2 separate regions of the Homo sapiens genome follow, and region 1 is linked to region 2. Evidence: chromatin loops called from intact Hi-C (ENCODE). Cell type or tissue: heart right ventricle. All regions are shown on one strand. Links, peaks and the distances in the headings refer to the core of each region. The heading gives the core; the rest is flanking DNA.

Evidence for each region. Hi-C counts contacts between places; a loop is a spot of excess contacts. Peaks named below come from ENCODE experiments on the same cell type or tissue, not always from the same donor. Only the 100,000 strongest peaks of a DNase experiment are listed, where the experiment ranks them.
Region 1: it touches region 2 in a loop (1.9-fold over the local background); 7 of 110 quality-filtered maps call a loop at or near these places.

The regions. Positions count from the first base shown.
Region 1 is chr4:40,993,347-41,002,895 of GRCh38, reverse strand. All of the region lies in intron 6 of APBB2 (amyloid beta precursor protein binding family B member 2), which reads left to right. Among named protein-coding and RNA genes, the nearest start is that of APBB2, 220 kb to the left of the region's middle. In heart right ventricle, for the core only: no CTCF peak of the experiment used is centred there; a DNase peak (open chromatin) is centred at 4,001; H3K4me3 peaks cover 587 bases; H3K27ac peaks cover 1,102 bases.
Region 2 is chr4:41,044,762-41,054,310 of GRCh38, reverse strand. All of the region lies in intron 4 of APBB2 (amyloid beta precursor protein binding family B member 2), which reads left to right. Among named protein-coding and RNA genes, the nearest start is that of APBB2, 170 kb to the left of the region's middle. In heart right ventricle, for the core only: no CTCF peak of the experiment used is centred there; a DNase peak (open chromatin) is centred at 5,529; H3K4me3 peaks cover 1,315 bases; H3K27ac peaks cover 2,308 bases.

The DNA of each region.
Region 1 (9,549 bases), core at 2,792-5,291, 50 kb after region 2:
ATGCAGAATATAAAATAAAAGGATATGACTCTGACTTTAGGGCACTACAAAGGCAATATGATGCCATAAAGCATCAGAGATCACAAACAGCAATACTGAAGAACGCACAAACTCACAGGCAGATTTTGTTCCATGGACAGTGTTACAGAAAATGCTTAATTAGATGCCAGTGCTTAGAAATTGAGATATTTTACATAAAAATAGAGGACCTCTCATTCCTCTTGTAAATTCAGAAATCTCACAATGCTGAGCTCAAATGCCAAAGAGACAACAGTCAGCAGCAGCCCCTTTAGATGGGTCCTGTCCCCTCCAGCTCAAGGCATTGAGCTTGCAGCCCCCTGCTCCCACTATCAATGGACTTAGCCATTGTATACACATGGAACTGTTACGGTAGAAGAACCAGGCTAATGTTGATCTTGCCTGTTACAGCTGCATACAAGTGTGATGCCATAGTAGCAGCATCCTTGGATCTACAGTCTTCTTTTAATCATAGTCATCCTAGTCTCAGTCCCTTGCCTTCTGGTAGAATCAAAGTGTGACATGAACTGTTAAGCAAAACGTGCTTGAAATTTCTAAAGACATCTCTAGATGACTTCTCAGAGTCTTCCATCTGTTAATCTGGTTAAGAAGAGGGAAAACATTAGCTTTTCAAAACCTAGGATGTGGGTGGTTCATAAATTTTGTGCTCAAGTCTGACTCAGTTAATATGCCCAGTTTGCTTTCATAAATGTGGGGGTAGTTACCAGTTACCCTTGTAATTTATTTATTGTGTTTCCTCATTAGAACCCTTGGGTGCAAAACAGTGAGATAAAAGCTTCATATTCAAACAGATTTGACTGGAAAAATCAAATAATTTGACTATTAGAAAACCATATATGGTTAGCATTCCATGTGGAATGGTCAGAAAGTGAGAGAATGAGATGACCCCAGCCATTGGTGTTGGTACCTAAGAGGTGAGCTGATGCTTATTGTGTGTAAGCTTTTGTCTTTTTCTTTTTCTTTTTCTTTTTTTTTTTTTGAGGCGGAGTCTCACTCTGTCACCCAGGCTGGAGTGCAGTGGCGCGATTTCGGCTCACTGCAAGCTCTGCCTCCCGGGTTCAAGCGATTCTTCTGCCTCAGCCTCCCCAGTAGCTGGAATTACAGGCACATACCACCATGCCCGGCTAATTTCTGTATTTTTAGTAGAGGCAGAGTTTCACCAGGTTGGCCAGGCTGGTCTTGAACTCCCGACCGTAGGTGATCCGCCTGCCTTGGCCTCCCAAAGTGCTGGGATTACAGGCGTGAGCCACCACGCCCAGCCTGTCTTTTTCTTGAGCTTTTCATAGACTTACTCTTGAATATAATTGGATTTCATCCTCACAAAAATTCATCCTTAGTATAATTAGATGTTGTTAGTTGATATTTTTCTCCCTGCGTGTTACTTGAAGAATTCTTCATATAGAACTACACTGAATTGGTATATCTGGGATATCATAAAGGTAGATCTTTATCCTATAAATGGCTTGTTGGAGAAGCTGGTTTTGTTGTGTTGTTTATTACCAGAACATGTTTTCTCATATACATGATGGTGTATGTGATGGTTAAGGTATACAAGGTGGTTTGCCCATGAAAGTCTATTTAATCTCTAACAGACATGAAGAGTGTTATTAATAGAACCTTTCCCCAAAATGTTGTAGGGGAAAATGTCCCAGTTCCATGTGGAATTGTCAGAAAGTGAGAATGGAGATGACTCCAACTCCATGCCATTGGGAAGGGGCTGATGGGAAGTGTACCAAAGGAAGTTCAAGAACTGATGGAGGCCTCTAGGGATACTTCTCAGTAATGGACTAGCTCTGCAGTTCCTGCTTTGCTTTACAGTGGGGGACCTCTGACCAGTGTTTCCATTCATCCCTTGCTCTCTGTGGACAAAGAAGCTATTCCACAGCCTGTGCTCTTCCCTTTCTCCAGAACAAGCCTCAGCCTCTTCCAGGATTTCAAAGTGGCTTTCGTCTTTTAGTTGATGTCCTATCTCTCTCTCTGTCTCCTTTTTTTTTTAACTTTGTGTGCTTGGAACAAGGGCCCCAAGTTAGAGAATGGACTCTATGCAGAACACATCAGAGAGAAGCCGTTTCATCTCAGGCTCATTATATCTTTAATGGAAGATTATTGGATTGGTAATAATCTGGAATGTGATATGTTAACCTTAAACCACTCACAGAGTTCCTTGCAGTCCATGAATGTCTCTTATATGCTAGGAACTGAGTTTAGTGCTCTGGACGATTTCAAAATTGAGGGACAATATTTCCATCAGGGAACTCATGGGTTCCTTCTTCAAGATTCAACTCTGATGACATTTACCACTTTCTGTGGTTTAGGGTCAGACATCCTGCTTGTTCTAGCTCCATCACTTGCTTAACCTGTGAGCTCCAGGTTCCTTAATCTCTAAAATGAGAATAGTAATAGTAGTAATCTGCTTTATAAGATTGTCACATATAGCCCTTGGTACAACAGCTGGACCACAGAAAGCATTTTTTGAAATGTTAGCTGTCACTAGAATTACTGCCTTATTTCTCCTAGGAGAAGGAAAGTTTCCCAGGATCTAGGCCAGTTTGACTTTGCCCTTTTTAAATATTTATTTATTTATTTATTTATTTAGAGACAGGGTCTCACTCTGTTGCCCAGGCTGGTGTGCAGTGGCGTAATCACGGTTCACTGCAGCCTCAGCCTCCCTGGACTCAGGTGATCCCCCTACCTCAGCCTTCTGAGTAACTGTGACTACGGGTGCACACCACCACACCTGGCTAATTTATACACACACACACACACACACACACACACACACACACATACACACATATATATACATATACATACACACACACACACGTTTGTTTTTTTTTTGTAAATACGGGGTTTTACCATGTTGTCCAGGCTGTTCTCAAACTCCTGGGCTCAACGGCCTCTCAAAGTGCTAGGATTATAGATGTGAACCACTGTTCCCTGCCTTTTTTTTGTTAAGCCCCAGAAATAAGTTCTTACAATAGGTATTTATGTTTGAATGATTAGCACGACAATTAAACAATTATTTATACTAGTGGTAGAACAAATTCAAGGTAATAGCGTACCTCCAAGAAGTTCACAATAGTTAGGGAGATGCATAAATCCTTTGCTTCTCAAACTATGCAGGAGTATGCCCTTGGGATCTTACTGAAATGCAGACACTGATTCAGTAGGTCTGGGTTGGGACCTGAGATTCTGCATTTTAAAAATTCTAATTTTCAGTTGTAGAAATTTGCATTTTAAATAAACTCTCAGGTGATATTGATACCCCTGTTGCTTAGACACTTGAGTGGTGAAACTGAACTGTAAGCTGCAGAAAGAAGGAATCCAATCTTTGTTCCCTGCCATATCCTTAGTGCCTAGAATAAACAGTGCCCAGGACATTCTTCTTATTTTTACTGATTTACTTTTGAGACAGGTTGTCTGTCACTCTTTGCCCAGGCTAGAGTCCAGTGGTGCAGTCACAGCTCACTGCAGCCTCAACCTACTGGGCTCAAATGGTCCTCCCACTTCATTTCCTGAGTAGCTGGGACCACAGGTACATACCACCAGACCTGGCTGTTTTTTAATTTTTAATTTGTAGAGACAGGGTCTCCCTATATTGCCCAGGCTGGTTTCGAACTCCTGAGCTCAAGCAATCCTCCTGTCTCAGCCTCCCAGAGTACTGGGATACAGGTGTGATGCAGAGTAGTAGGATACTGTATCTCAGGATACCTGGCTCCTGAGACATTCCGGTGTTCAATAAATATTGTGGAATAAATATAATTACCTCAAAATATAGTAGTCCTTGTTCACAGTTTCACTTTCTGTGGCTTCAGTTACCTGCAATACACCGAGGTTGGAAAAAATTCCATGGAAAATTCTAGAAATAAACTATAAGTTTTAAGCTGCACACCGTTCTCGGTAGCGCAATAAAATCTTGTGCCATCCTGCTTCATCCCGCCCAGGATGTGAGTCATTGCTTTGTCCTGCACACCCATCCTGCCTATGAAACCGACCTGTGAGTTGCTTAGTAGCCGTCTGTCTCTGTTTCCAGATCAGCTGTTGTAGCATTGCAGTGCTTGTGCTCAAGTCACCCTTATTTTACTTAATAATGACCCAAAGCACAAGAGGAGTGACGCTGGCAATTTAGATATGCCAAAGAAAAGCTGTAAAGTGATGTTGTTTTATGTATTTGAAAATCTCTTTAATGTACGGCTTCATCAAAGGCAGCTGAATTTGCTTATCTGCCTTTATCCTTAGTGTATCTCAGTAAATTTGGTTTTGGTTGAAGTAGGTAAAGAAAACCCTGCTGGCCTAATACAGATACATAGGTTAAAAAGGGACGACTATTTTAATAGTTGTTCAGGCAATTGTGGATATTCTTTTTTGATGTTACACCAAAATTCCATAATTTCTAATTTCTTAAAGATTAGTTTTAATGTGGAATCTGAAATGATAATAATAAGCTTGTTTGCACTCTTATATTAAAATCTATTGGTCTGTCATACATTTTGAGTGGATATTTATCCATACATAATTTTATAACATCATGCGTTGGTTATTTGGAACATATTGGTTCAGTGAGTTATGAAGATCTTCCAAATGTTGAAACATTTCATTATGCAATATGAAAATATTACATCTGTGAATCTTAACCATCTCATTAGAAAAGTCTTCCATTATTGGGAAGCTGTCAAGCTCACTGTGATAGATACAAGTTTTCCAAAATTCTGATTTTTGCTTAAAAGCTTGCATTTGATCATTGCCAACAAATAGTGTCAGTTGTTTTCCTTGAAGTGACAGGTCCACCTCATTTATTTTTGTGAAAATGTCTACCCAATACCCAAATTTGAATAACCATAGTTTGTCTGTCAGTTGTTCTTTCACGTAAATGAGGTATTGTGTGGAGAAGCAGCTAGTTCAACTTGCAACTCAATCACGTGTACTTTTCCTTGAAATGACAGCCCTACTTCAGTATGCCATGGAAGCACTTTATGTGTACCTTCATTAAAAACATAATACTTTGGGGTTGAGATTTAATAAAATTAATAATTTTTACCGCTTCAAGGACGTTATTACATTGGGGAACACAATAACCACTAATATAGCTTATGCTACTGTCTTGCTTCATGCTGAGATGCCAGCAATGTTATCATTTATTTTTTGTGCCCTATCACTTAAATGTCAACACAGTGAAAAGGGTTGTAAATAACATCTGAGTGTTATGAAAATAGCTTCAATCTCTGAGACTCCTCGAAGTTCCCTTTGGGAACTTCTGCTCTAGGTATGAGGATCAGTGCTCTTAGCAATTTGGTTGGAAAGAAGAGTCTTTGAAGAATGATAACTGTGAGAGAGAAAGTCAAATAGGTAGGTAGAGGCCAGAGAATGTGCTAATGTACTTAACTGACCTTGCTTTTGTTAATGAAACATGAGTGATGCTTATGAGAAAAGGAATGCCCTTTGTAAGGTAGAGTTTAAAGAAAGTATATCTGATATTGGTGGCTAGAATATGTTTGTGGGGTAAAGTGTTAATGTTGCTGAAACACCAGAGGTTTGGTCTAGGACCTGCTGCTTGACGCACAGAAAGCCATTTAATGAGATGAGTATTGCCAAGTAAGAAGGCTTTAATCGGGTGCTGCAGCTGAGGAGATGGGAAATCAGTCTCAAATGCATCTCCCCGACACACTAAACTTAGGGGTTTATATAGTAGGGAAGAAATGTAACCACATGTGGGAAAACAGGAATTAGGGAGGTGTAAGGAAGAGGAGCTGGTCAACAGGAAGCAGGTGGTTGGATAGGCAATCATGATAGGTGAGGGTGAGGGGTCTGGCATCTCATTGTCCATATGCAGCGGTCATGTAAGTTTCAGCTCCTTCATGCTATCTGGGAGGCTTGATGGTTGAGTTCCTGAAAAAGGAACTCAGCTAAGACAAAAGTAACTTTTTCAAGTTTTAAGACTGGGAGGATCAATTTCTATGTTTATTCAAAGAAACCATAAATATCAGCACTGTGGGACAATTGGGTCAGTTTCAAAAGGAGGCAGGTGATTATGAGAGTTTTACAGTAATTTGTTTAGATTATGAGGACTGGACAAGATTAGTAGTTTTAAAAATAGAGTGGAAGTAGAGGAAAGGATGAATCTCTAGAATTTAGTGATTGATTGGATGTGGGTGGAGAGGGAGTGAGTAGAATCAAATATGTCAGATTTTCAAGTTGAAGACTAAGAAAATGTTAGTTTTCAGAAATAGTAGAGATGGGAGGAGGAGCTAATTGTTGGAGAAAGATGATGTGTTTGATTTTAGACATGTCAGTTGAGATGATGTGGGAATAATAGCCAAGGACTGACATCCTCAAGATAGAGTTGTCGTTTTTAGGGAGAAGTCAGAGAGATTCAGACTTTGTCACCTGGACACCAAATTTCTGCACCCTGTCTGGGACTCGTGTATGTCCTTTATTTTAACCAAGATTCAGAGGGGTGATCAGATGAGGATGGGGTGGAAACATGGGTGGCTTAAACAGATTGGGTGTTATTAGAGAACTGCCTTAAAAAACAAAACAAACAAACAAAAACAGTGAAATACTTATAATGGTTTAACCAGTCTTCGTTTTTCCTCATCTTAAATATTAAATTCAACTTAGCCATAGTTCTAGAAAAATGGCTAGATATCTCATTCACCAATGAACTCTCAAATACAGTGATGACACATCCCATTTCTCTCATTTCTAGTTCTCTACAGTAAAGTGAAGGGGCCACTTGTAGAAAGACAAGCATGCTTGAGCACTCACAAACTGATGTTCAGAATCTCTGCCAAGTGAGACACTCAACAGATGTAACCTCAGTGAAATAACTGTGGCCAACAATCTAGCTAAGAGGCTCTAAAACCAGGCATTAAAAGCAGATCCATGGCGGGGCACGGTGGCTCACATCTGTAATCCCAGTATGTTGGGAGGCTTAGGCAGGAGGATCTCTTGAGGCCAGGAGTTCAACACCAGCCTGGGCAACATAGTGAGTCTCTGTTTCTGTTAAAAAAATGTTTAAGGGCTGGCACGGTGGCTCACACCTGTAATCCCCAGTACTTTGGGAGGGTGAGGCAGGAGGATTACTTAAGTCTAGGATTTCAAGACCAGCCTGGGCAACATGGCAAGACCCTGTCTCTGTAAAATTAAAAAATTAGCCAGACATAGTGGCACATGCTGGCGTCAGCTACGTAGGAGGCTGAGGTAGGAGGATTTAACTCAGGAAGTCGAGGCTGTAGTGAGCTGTGTTTGTGCCACTGCACTGCAGCCTGGGCAACAAAGTGAGTCTGTTTCAAAAAAAAAAAAAAATTTTTTTTTTTTAAACATTAGCCAGATATAGTGGCACATACCTGTGGTCCCAGCTACTCAGGATGCTAAGGCCAGAAGATCGCTTGACCCTGGCATTTGAAACTATGATGGTGCCACTACACTCCAGCCTGAGCAACAGAGCAAGACTCTGTCTCAAAAAAAAGATCCATTTCTGACGGATGGACTTATTAATCAACTTCTCGAGAAATACTAAAGCCAAAATAAGAAACACTGGAGCCAAAATAAGAATCTATTAATTTGTTATGAGAATTACCACTCTCCTAGGTGTTAGATTTCTTGGTACTGCATGTTCAGTGCACATTCTCAATGCCAGTGTATTATTTTCCAAATAGAAATAATTACTCAACTGCATAGGAAACCCAAGCATAAGCTTGTTTGCTTGGGGAACATGGTTTCAGCCAAAGGGGTGTTGGATGAATCAAATATTTAAATGGTCTCAGGCTGGGATAGTCTGAGGCGCGCTGTCCTTCTTTCCCTTGAGATGATGCTACTTGGGACCTAGAATCCTTGAAGTGCATTGCCTAAGAGTCCCTCTTCAGAGAAAAGGGAATGATTGCTTTTTTTTTTAAGGTACTTACATTTTTGATCAATACAATCTTTCTTAAGATACAGTAATATTTTCCTTCTTTATTTCTTTCCCTCCTTCCCTCCCTCCCTCCTTCTCTCTCTCCTTCCTTCCTTTTTCCTTTCTTCTTTTCTTTTCTTTTTTTTTTTTTCCGGAGTCTTGCTCTGTCGCCCCAGGCTGGAGTGTAGTGGCACAATCTTGACTCACTGCTACCTCCGCCTCCCAGGTTCAAGCGATTCTCCTCCCTCAGCTTCCCGAGTAGCTGGGACTATAGGCATGTGCCACCACGCCTGGCTAATATTTTGTATTTTTAGTAGAGATGGGGTTTCACCATGTTAGCCAGGATGGTGTCAATCTCTTGACCTCATGATCCTGCCCACCTCACCCTCCCAAAGTGCTGGGATTACAGGCATGAGTCACTGCACCCGGCCCAAGATACAGTAATATTTTCTACTGAGTTAAAGATAAGTCATACTATGTTTGGGAGACATCTTATCTCACTCTTACTCCATTTCTTGGTTTTGATCCATTGACTGATTCAACTATCATACTTTAACTTCAAGAGCAATCTTATTTTCTTCATTTGCAAGTCTTGGAGAAAATCTCGTTGCAGCTAGTAAGTTTGGCCTGTAGTCTGTCTGCATCAGAACTCCTAGGTGTTTCTTTTTTTTTTTTTTGAGATGAGTCTTGCTCTGTTGCCCAGGCTGGAGTGCAGTGGCGCGATCTCGGCTCACTGCAAGCTCCACCTCCCAGGTTCACGCCATTCTCCTTCCTCAGCCTCCCGAGTAGCTGGGACTACAGGCGCCCGCTACCGTGCCCGGCTAATTTTTTGTAATTTTTAGTAGAGACGGGGCTTCACCATTCACAGGATGGTCTTGATCTTCTGACCTTGTGATCTGCCTGCCTTGGCCTCCCAAAGTGCTGGGATTACAGGTGTGAGCTACCGCGCCCAGCCTCTCCTAGGTGTTTCTTTAAATGTAGATACCTGGGCCCTACCTGTGCCTTACAGACTCAGACGCAGGTAGTGGGTCTCAGGAACCTGCATTTTAACTTCCTCCTCTATGCATCATTTGAGAAGCATGGCTCAGATTCTGACACAGGAACTGCTTTAGTTAGGGCCTTCTGTTGTGTTTGAAGTGCTGTGTTCCTATTATAATGGATACTGATCTGGCTAACATTTAACAAGAATCACAGCCTTAATGAAAAACGTGGAAAACATTTATTTTCTTTTAAAAAATAATATTTTCTTTTGTTTTTGATAGAATCAAGTAGAAGTGGCCAGGCATGATGGCTTATGCTGTAATCCCAGCACTTTGGGAGGTTGAGGCAGGAGGATTGCTTGAGGCCAGGAGTTTGAGACCAGCCTGGGCAACATAATGAGACTTCATCTCTATAAAAAATAAACAAAAAATTAGCTGGGTATGATGGCACGTGCCTGTAGTCCCAGCTACTCAGGAAGCTGAGGTGGGAGGATCTCCTTGAGCCCCGGAGGTCAAGGCTGCAGTGAGCCAAGATCACACCACTGCACTTCAGCCTGGGAGACAAAGGGTAACCCTGTCTCAAAAAACATTTTTGTTAAAAAAAAAAAAAAAAAAAAAAAAGAGAGAAGAGTTCTT
Region 2 (9,549 bases), core at 4,323-6,822:
TGAGAATAAGTCCACTGGGATGGGAGTGAGGTTGCTGGGAAAGCATTTATTGTCTCTATAAAGCCTGACAACTGAGCTTGTCAGTACCCTCCCTTGCTTTCCCATTCTTTCTGCCTTGAATGCTGATAAGATGCCTGGATGTACAGCAGCCTTCATGTCACCATGAGGTGACAAGCATGAAGGAAAGTCCAAGAGCCTCAGAGATACCTGCCCTGAGGTTGTTTTCAAGCCAACACCTGCAGCCCTGGGCCTTCCAACTCCTTTCTTTTTGTTGAATCCACTGTTAGGTAGGTTTTCTGTTACTTAAAGCTGAATGGACTGTTAAATTAAGCAGATATGAAGACGCAGATGTTATGAGCCTTTTCCTCATTATTGTGACAGCCTTATACATGTCCTTGATATTCAGTATGACCTTTATCTTGTGTGAAAACAGTCTTTGAAAAGAAAGCTCTAACTTATATTAAAAGTTGTTCACAGTTCAAAGTGATGAGTTGTGGAGTTGTGGACTTGGAAATGTAATTTTCAAAATAAATGAACTCCTCTGTGTGAACTTGCTGTAGCAAGTACCGTGGAGATATACTTCATGGGCAGTATCTTCCTTATGGCCTTTTTTATGATACTCTTAGTTTTCTGGTGAACTATATTGTGTGTATTTATGGCTTTATAGGAAACTATAGCAGTACTGGGGTAATAGCATAAATAGTCTGATTTCTTGAAAATGTTAAGCTCCAACAGGCTTTATTGGATTTCAGGGTAATGGTATTATTAAATTTTTTGCCACTTTTCAAACTTCTTGTGGCTGAGTTCCAAGCTGCTGCTTTTAAGAAATTTGGGGGCTGGTTCTGTTCATTTATAGAAAAAAGTTATCCTGGAATTTTCTATTGCTAAATTGAGGGGTAGGGAGAAATAATTTAACTTTTTTTTTTTTTAACTGCCTTGGATTTGGGTATAACACTCAGGATTACTTTCCACATGGAAGGTAGAAATGGCTTTGCAATATGTATCATGGAGATAATATAAGGTATGAAATGAAAATTGTCGTCTCTAGTTTATTGGGAAAAAAACTAGAAGTCATAGGGTCATCAAATTGTAAAGAGAAAAGAATTTTGCACATCATATAGTAAAATTTCACTTTTTTCCCTAGCCTTGGAAACTTGAGACCTGGAATGCTTTCAGTTATTCATTTAAAAAATAAAAATATGTGCAGTTACCCTATGTATCCTCTTCTTTAATGAAAAATTTTTCCAGCTGGGCACGGTGGCCTACGCCTGTAATCCCAGCACTTTGGAAGGCCAAGGCGGGTGGATCAGTTGAGGTCAGGAGTTTGAGACCAGCCTGGCCAACATGGTGAAACCCCGTCACTACCAAAAATATAAAAAATTGGCCCAGTGCAGTGGCTGGTGCCTGTAATCCCAGCTACTCAGGAGGCTGAGGCAGAAGAATCGCTTGAACCCAGGAGGCAGAGGTTGCAAGCCGAGATCACGCCACTGCACTCCAGCTGGGTGACAGAGTGAGACTGTCTCAAAAAAAAAAAAAAGAAGAAAGAAAGAAAGAAAAATTGTCCCAAAGGAACGAGAAACACTGTATAACCCCAAGAACCTTGACAAGAAGGCTTTTTAAGTCACTTGTTTCAACTACCTCATTTTACCGAGAGGAAGGGTTACTGCTTTAAGGTAGACCAGCCAATTAGCCCTTGGGCAGGTAGGAACAGGACCACAGAAACTGTTAGGTGTGTTAACATCCTCAGTGCTGTTGCTGGAATTCACGATGGCAGTATCTTATGTGGGATCAGTGCTTGATCTTGTCTACGAGAGCTGTGAGGGTTTGACAGACACTGATATGACACGGCATCCCAGGCAGAACAAATGGAAGAGGCTTGTGAGTGGGAGATGTTCAGTAACTTCAGTATAGAGTGAGGCACTGGTGTGGTGCCCTGCTTGGGATCAGGTAGGAGAAGAACGGCTTATGTCCATGCAGATTAGGGACAAGTTGGGGTTAGTTTGACCCATTTGGGACAGAATATAGAGGGTCATAAGAGCCTATCAGTGAAGTGAGATTTTGTTTTGGTATGTATGTATGTATGTATGTATGTATGTATGTATTTTTGTACAGACAAGGTCTTGCTATGTTGCCCAGGCTGATCTCCAACTCCTGTCCTCCAGTGATCCTCCTTCCTCAGCCTCTAAACGTGCTGGGATTACAGGCATGACCTACCATGCCTGGCCCAAGTGAGATTTTATTTGGTAACCAGTGAAAAGCTTTAAGAATATTCATGTTGGTGACAGTTAACACTTACACAGCAATTACTGTGTGCCATCACCATTCTGAGTGCTTTACACACACTCTCCTATTTAATTCCCACAACAGACATTTGGTATAGATATTCTCATTATCTCCATTTTACAGTGGAGGAAACGGAGGTTAGCTGACTTACCTAAAGAGACACTCAAAGGAAGCAGTGGAGATGGAATTCAAACCGGGGTGGCCCAGCTCCAGGGTCCTGGCTGTTGATAGCTTGGAGCGTGTATATGTGGTGGTGATAAAGGTGGTAGATGCTCTTAGGAAGGCAGCTCTGCGGGAGAGTACAGTTGGATTGGCATGAGGGCAGACAGGTAATGAGAATATCGACTGTAGGCCTTCGGGACGGTTAATAAGAGCCTGGCCTAGAGGCGACCGTGGAAATGAAAGGATGAGAATTCACATGTTACTAGCTTCAGAGGATGGATTAGTGCCAGGTTTCTGACTGGTCATGGGGCAAGGAAGGGATGGAGTCAGAAATGTCTGGGATATTGCTTGAATGTCCACCTAACCCAGTTAGGGAAGTTGAGAGAAGATTTGGTGGGAGAGTGATGATTTATTTTTACAGAGCCCTGTTTTCCTACTTTGTGACCAACTAGTGCAGTGGTTCTTAACCTGGGACTCTGGGGAAAACTGTCTAGAAAAGAGATCCATGTAAGTGTGTCCTAACAGATTTCTGTGAGTTTTTGGAGTCTGCCAAGCTCACATGTTGTTTTAGCATGGCCTTGGGCCCACAGAAGGTCTCCAGTGTTTTGAGGCAGTTTGTGGCTGAGGCACTTAGAATTCTATGGTGGCTTGTCCCCTTCCCAGCTTAAGAATCTGTGGGTGTGAGCTCAGGAGGAGGGGATGGGTGTGTGTCTGCATTTTAGAGACCCGCCTTTGTTTTAGCTTCCCTGGCCCTGATTCCTGACTTCCGCTTTCCTTCCTGCCCTTAAGTTCTGTTGAGGAAAGCAGGAGACTGTAGCTGGAGATAGAGGAGGTCCTTGGTGTTTCTTTGTGAACTTGCATCCTGTGTCGAGGGAAACACCCTGTTCCTGGTGGTGGCCTCCGGGCTCAACTCTTCCTGCTGCCGCCTTTCTGAGAAATGTGACCCTGGCCAGGTATGTCTTCTTGGAGGCTTCTAAATGCAGGTCCCAGCTGAAGGGCTGAGAAGGAACAGCAGGTTGTTCCAGGATAAGTAGCTGATACCTTTGTGGAAAAAAATCCTGACGTGGATGAGAGAACGTAGAGCTTGACAATTTGGACTTCTGTTTCATGACCATTTCTCCCTTTCTCTTTCCTTCCTCTTCTCCTTCCATTCCTTCTCCCTCCCTCTTCCTTATTTCTTATTAGAAGAGTTGCTAATTGTGCATGGTTAGTAACTGTGACTGTACCTATTTTTATCTTCGACTATGGTTTTCAGGCTTGATTTTCCAGGGAAAGGTAACATTGGCAACTTGCAGGTGACGTGTGGAATTTGTAGGAATGGCTACATAGGAAAGATGAAGGGAACTAGAAGTCTTGGCTACCCCTGTCCTCCAACCCCTTAAAACCCTCTGGAAAAACAATATGCATGTGTGAATTTGAATCCTACTTCAGTCACCAGCAGAATGTCCATGCGTGTGCCAGTTCCCTAATCTCTCATCTGTAAAATGGGGATGGTGATATTTACTTCTTTCCCAAAGGGTGTTGTGACACACAAATGAGGCAGCATATGTGAAGGAATTCTAAGCATCTCTCTTATCTCCTTGTTCCTGTCTAATTAAAAGTTTCTGTATTGTACCTTGGAATGATCCCAGAAATACTAGGAGGGAGGGAGAATCTAAGTGCTATATTAAATTGCTTTTTGTATGTTTATTCCATTTCTACATAGTAACCATGTGAGGTAAATATTTTTATTTTTATTTTTATTTTTTTTTATTGATCATTCTTGGGTGTTTCTCGCAGAGGGGGATTTGGCAGGGTCATAGGACAATAGTGGAGGGAAGGTCAGCAGATAAACAAGTGAACACAGGTCTCTGGTTTTCCTAGGCAGAGGACCCTGTGGCCTTCCGCAGTGTTTGTGTCCCTGGGTACTTGAGATTAGGGAGTGGTGATGACTCTTAACGAGCATGCTGCCTTCAAGCATCTGTTTAACAAAGCACATCTTGCACCACCCTTAATCCATTTAACCCTGAGTGGACATAGCACATGTTTCAGAGAGCACCGGGTTGGGGGTAAGGCATCCCAAGGCAGAAGAATTTTTCTTAGTACAGAACAAAATGGAGTCTCCCATGTCTACTTCTCTCTACACAGACACAGCAACAATCTGATTTCTGTATCTTTTCCCCACATTTCCCCCTTTTCTATTAGACAAAACCGCCATCGTCATCATGGCCCGTTCTCAATGAGCTGTTGGGTACACCTCCCAGACGGGGTGGTGGCCGGGCAGAGGGGCTCCTCACTTACCAGAAGGGGCGGTTGGGCAGAGGCGCCCCCCACCTCCCTCCCGGACGGGGCGGCTGGCCGGGCGGGGGCTGGCCCCCACCTCCCTCCCGGACGGGGCGGCTGGCCGGGCGGGGGCTGCCCCCCACCTCCCTCGCGGAGGGGTTGGCTGGCCGGGCGGGGCTGTCCCCCATCTCCTTCCCGGAGGGGAGGGCTGGCTGGGCGGGGGCTGACCCCCCACCTCCCGGACGGGGCGGCTGCCGGTCGGAGACGCTCCTCACTTCTCCGACGGGGCGGCTGCCGGGCAGAGGGGCTCCTCACTTCTCCGACGGGGCGGCCGGGCAGAGACGCTCCTCACCTCCCAGACGGGGTCGCGGCTGGGCAGAGGCGCTCCTCACATCCCAGACGGGGCGGCGGGGCAGAGGCGCTCCCCACATCTCAGACGATGGGCGGCCGGGCAGAGGGGCTCCTCACATCTCAGACGATGGGCGGCCAGGCAGAGACGCTCCTCACTTCCCAGACGGGGTGGCGGCCGGGCAGAGGCTGCAATCTCGGCACTTTGGGAGGCCAAGGCAGGCTGCTGGGAGGTGGATGTTGTAGCTAGCCGAGATCACGCCACTGCACTCCAGCCTGGGTAACATTGAGCACTGAGTGAACGAGACTCCGTCTGCAATCCCGGCACCGAGGCTGGTAGATCACTCACGGTTAGGAGCTGGAGACCAGCCCGGCCAACACAGCGAAACCCTGTCTCCACCAAAAAAATACGAAAACTAGTCCGGCGTGGCAGCGCGCGCCTGCAATCGCAGGCACTCTGCAGGCTGAGGCAGGAGAATCAGGCAGGGAGGTTGCAGTGAGCCGAGTTGGCAGCAGTACAGTCCAGCTTCCGCTCGGCATCAGAGGGAGACCGTGGAAGGAGAGGGAGAGGGAGACCGTAGGGGAGACGGGAGGGAGAGGGAGGGGGAGGGGGAGGGATAGGGAGAGGGAGAATATTTTTATTTTTTGAGAGGAGAGAACTGAGGTTCAGAGAGGTTTAAAACAAAATAGCTTCACCACCTGCTACATATGTGGCAGTTATTTACTATCTTGCTGCCTGTTATGACATCTATAAAATGAGGATAATAATAGTTTTCTCTCCATGGAGTGGTTATAAGGATTGAAGTGGTTAATATATATGAAGTCTTAACACATAATGCCTGGTAAATAGTGTGATTGATATATTAGCAGTTACGGGGTGAGTGTCTCTTATACAAGATGTTTGCGACCAGAAGTATTTTGGATTTCATATTTTTGTTTTTGGATTTTGCAGTGTTTGCATTATACTTAGCAGTTGAACATCCCAAACCCAAAACTCCAAAATCTGAAATGCTCCAAAATTTAAACTTTTGGAGCACTGACATGATTCTCAAAGGAAATGCTCATTGGAGCCTTTTGGATTTCAGATTTTTGGATTTGGGATGCTCAACTGGTGTTATCATTAAGAAAACTGCCAAATGTCTTCTAGGCCACTGTTTGGTGAAATCTGGATTGGCTCATATGTATAATATGTTGAAATGGGATTTCACTATAATTTTCTAAACTAAGAGTGGATTTGGTTTTTGTGCAGAAGGATTGAGGAAGTGATGTTAGACATATCACAAAAACTTAAAAGAGATTTAGAGAATGTGGGGAAAAGAGGAGAGATCCAGGGATAATTAGGAGGCAGGTCCAAAGGTAAGCTCTGTGTTGCTGCTGAGATGTGGTTGAAGAGAAACCATGAGTTGGTTCCTTGGTTATGATACTTAACCTTCTCTTGGAACCATCAGATCAGAGATAGATAAACTCAGCAAATGAGGTCTTTGGAGTCGCCATGTTACCAGCTTCATCCCACTTTCTACTTCCTGGAAGAGACAGTGGAGTAGAATGTTAAACTAAGGATTCTGGGATCGTTAGACCAGGATTGGAGCCTGGGCTCTGCTGCTTTTCAACGTCCCAATGTTATGCAAGTTTGTTAACCTTGCTACAGCTTGGTGTCCTTCTGTGTGAAACAAGGAGCATCATGGTGCCAGCATTCTAGGATTTATGTGAGAAATGAAAGGGATCATGAACACTCTTTGTATTTAGCCCAAAGGAAGCCCTCAACAAATGTTAGATACTTAATATTACCTGGAGCCCTATCCCTGTGGGCTTTGGTTAGGCCCCATAGGCAAGCCACAAGTGGCAATATTTGGGGGCAGTACCCTTTCTGTATAAATCCTGACTATAACAATAAAAGACTTGTACCTCCTGTCCCTGTTTCAGTTAACAATCTCTGGCATAGAATCTTTGAGTTTCCTTTGAGATACTTTTATCTGCCTCTCTTTTCTCTCAAAAAGCACCTTAGACCTTATAGGAGAACAGAAATGGAGTATCGAGTACCTTACAGTTGGAGTAGAACAGAAATTTTTTCATCTTCTACTGAGTTCAAAATACCTCATTCCCCTTACTCCAGTTTTTAATTTGCTGCACAGTAGGACCTTTATATCTAGCAATGGAGCTACTTAAACAAAATTACATTATAAACCAACAATTTTGCAATTCTGTTCTGTGCTATACAGAGATTTTCCTCTTTATCTCAACTGTTCTCACTACCAAGGCAGGCTAGGGGAATGAATGATGAGTTTTTCTAAGAAAAATTAACAGGTGACAAAATTGAACCAGGTTCATCAGAATCACAGATCAAGAACACAAATCCCATGTGTCCTGACTCCCCACTCCAGTGCTCTTTCAGAAAGGCCGTGTTACCCCTCAGCCTTCCTTCCCACCCCTGTGAATAGAGCCTGCCAGGGTGTTGCATGCTGCCTGGGAGGCAGCTGCCCTTGGGACGGCTTCCCTTGCTGATGTAGACCTTACCAAATGACCTGTGTCAGCCTCATGGGGAACCGTGAGATCCTTTAAAAAAAATCATGCATTCTTCTTCAGAGGAAAAAAATCTTCCTTGGCCCATTTAGCAAGATCCTTGCTCCTTAGTTTCCTTTAATTATCTTGATTTTTTTTTTTAAACTGGAGAAGACCATCTGCTTTATGAGGCAGTTCATCTCTTATGTTTTCTCTAATAGGTCTTTGAAGGCCCAGTTAAGCATATTAAGGCTTCATCTCATTCTTGTTTGGGATCATTTTGTTTGGTGATTTTAAGTCACTGCCACTGGCATCTCTTGGTTGTATATTTGAGATACCTTGCAGTGTAGATTTTACGAAGAGATGTTATCTTTGTTCCATGAATTGCAGGCTCTGTGAGCCATTTTCCATATAGTGCCAAACTATCACAACAGGATTCTTTGCTTTTTAAATTCCTTCCTCTCACTACAAGAAGTCCTATTAACATGTTTTCTGAGCTATAGAGTAAAATCTGTCAAATATAGCATGGAAAGCAGATGGGTGGTTGCTGTCATCCTTTTCACAAACTCTAAACCTAGTCTTTCTTAGTAAAACTCAGCTTTGTCACCTTCTTTTACCCCAGAGTTTTCATTTACGAATAGAAGACGTATGTGAGGGAGAGGGCACTTCTTTATTGTTTTTTTAAAGATATATGGTATCTATATACCCAGCTTCATATACAAACCTTTTTTTAAAAATTAAAAATCTTTGTCTCTGAATATAAAAATGTTTCATGCTCATTATTAAAAAAAACTTAGAAAAATAGCAACTTATAAAACATCAGAAGGCCATTTTCTAAATCCTGTCACCCGGAGATTACCACTATGAACATTTTGATGAACTCTTCTATTCATTCCTTTAGCAGTGATTTCTTGAACATCTGCTATGTGCCAGGCACTAGGAATATGCTAATGAATGAAACGGACATAGTCTCTGTCCTCATACAGGGAGCGAGAGAAAGACATTAAATAAATTATAGAAATTATATAAATAAGACATTTTATAAAAGTACAGAACATTAACAAAGTTAGATCCCATACAAACTTTTTAAGAAAGAAATAGAGTAAAATCCCTACTGACAATGAAAACATACCAGAAGACACGCTCAATTAGAAATGATTAAGACTGCCAGGCACGGTGGCTCACACCTGTAATCCCAGCACTTTGGGAGGCTGAGGCGGGTGGATCACGAGGTCAGGAGATTGAGGCTATCCTGGCTAACGCGGTGAAACCCCGTCTCTACTAAAAATACAAAAATTAGCTGGGCTTGGTGGTGGGTGCCTGTAGTCCCAGCTACTTGGTAGGCTGAGTCAGGAGAATGGCGTGAACATGGGAGGCGGAGCTTGCAGTGAGCCGAGATCACGCCACTGCACTCCAGCCTGGGCAACAGAGCGAGACTCCATCTCAAAAAAACAAAACAAAACAAAAAAATGATTAAAATCATAATATTCTATTTCAAAATAATTAAAAGAGATTATTACAAAATTATACAGGAGATGAAAGAGCAGCGTAAGTCTGAATTAGCAAAACTCAGAGACAAGGAGACAGAACTCAAGAAAGAATTAGAAATTAAAAAAAATCATCTTAGAAATAAATTCAAAATTGGAAGGAGCACAAAATCAACTAAATACTACAAATACTGACCTAAGAGAAATAGAAGGTGAAAAGGAGGAAAAAGTTAAAAATCCAAAGGAAATGAAGAAAGAAGTAAAATTTGGGAAAAGTTGACAAATAATGAAGATAGACAAAGCAGATCCAACATACAGGTAATAGGAGAGGAGAAAAATAAAGCAAAGAGGTGGTGCAAATGATACATTTTAAGACAAGTTTTCTGGAAAAAAATTGAAACTACTTTTTGAAAGAAAAAATCATGTATTTTAGAATATCACCTTAGAACAACCCATACCAAGATATTCTAATAAAACTATTGGGTTAAAAAGAAGAAAGAAAAAGAAA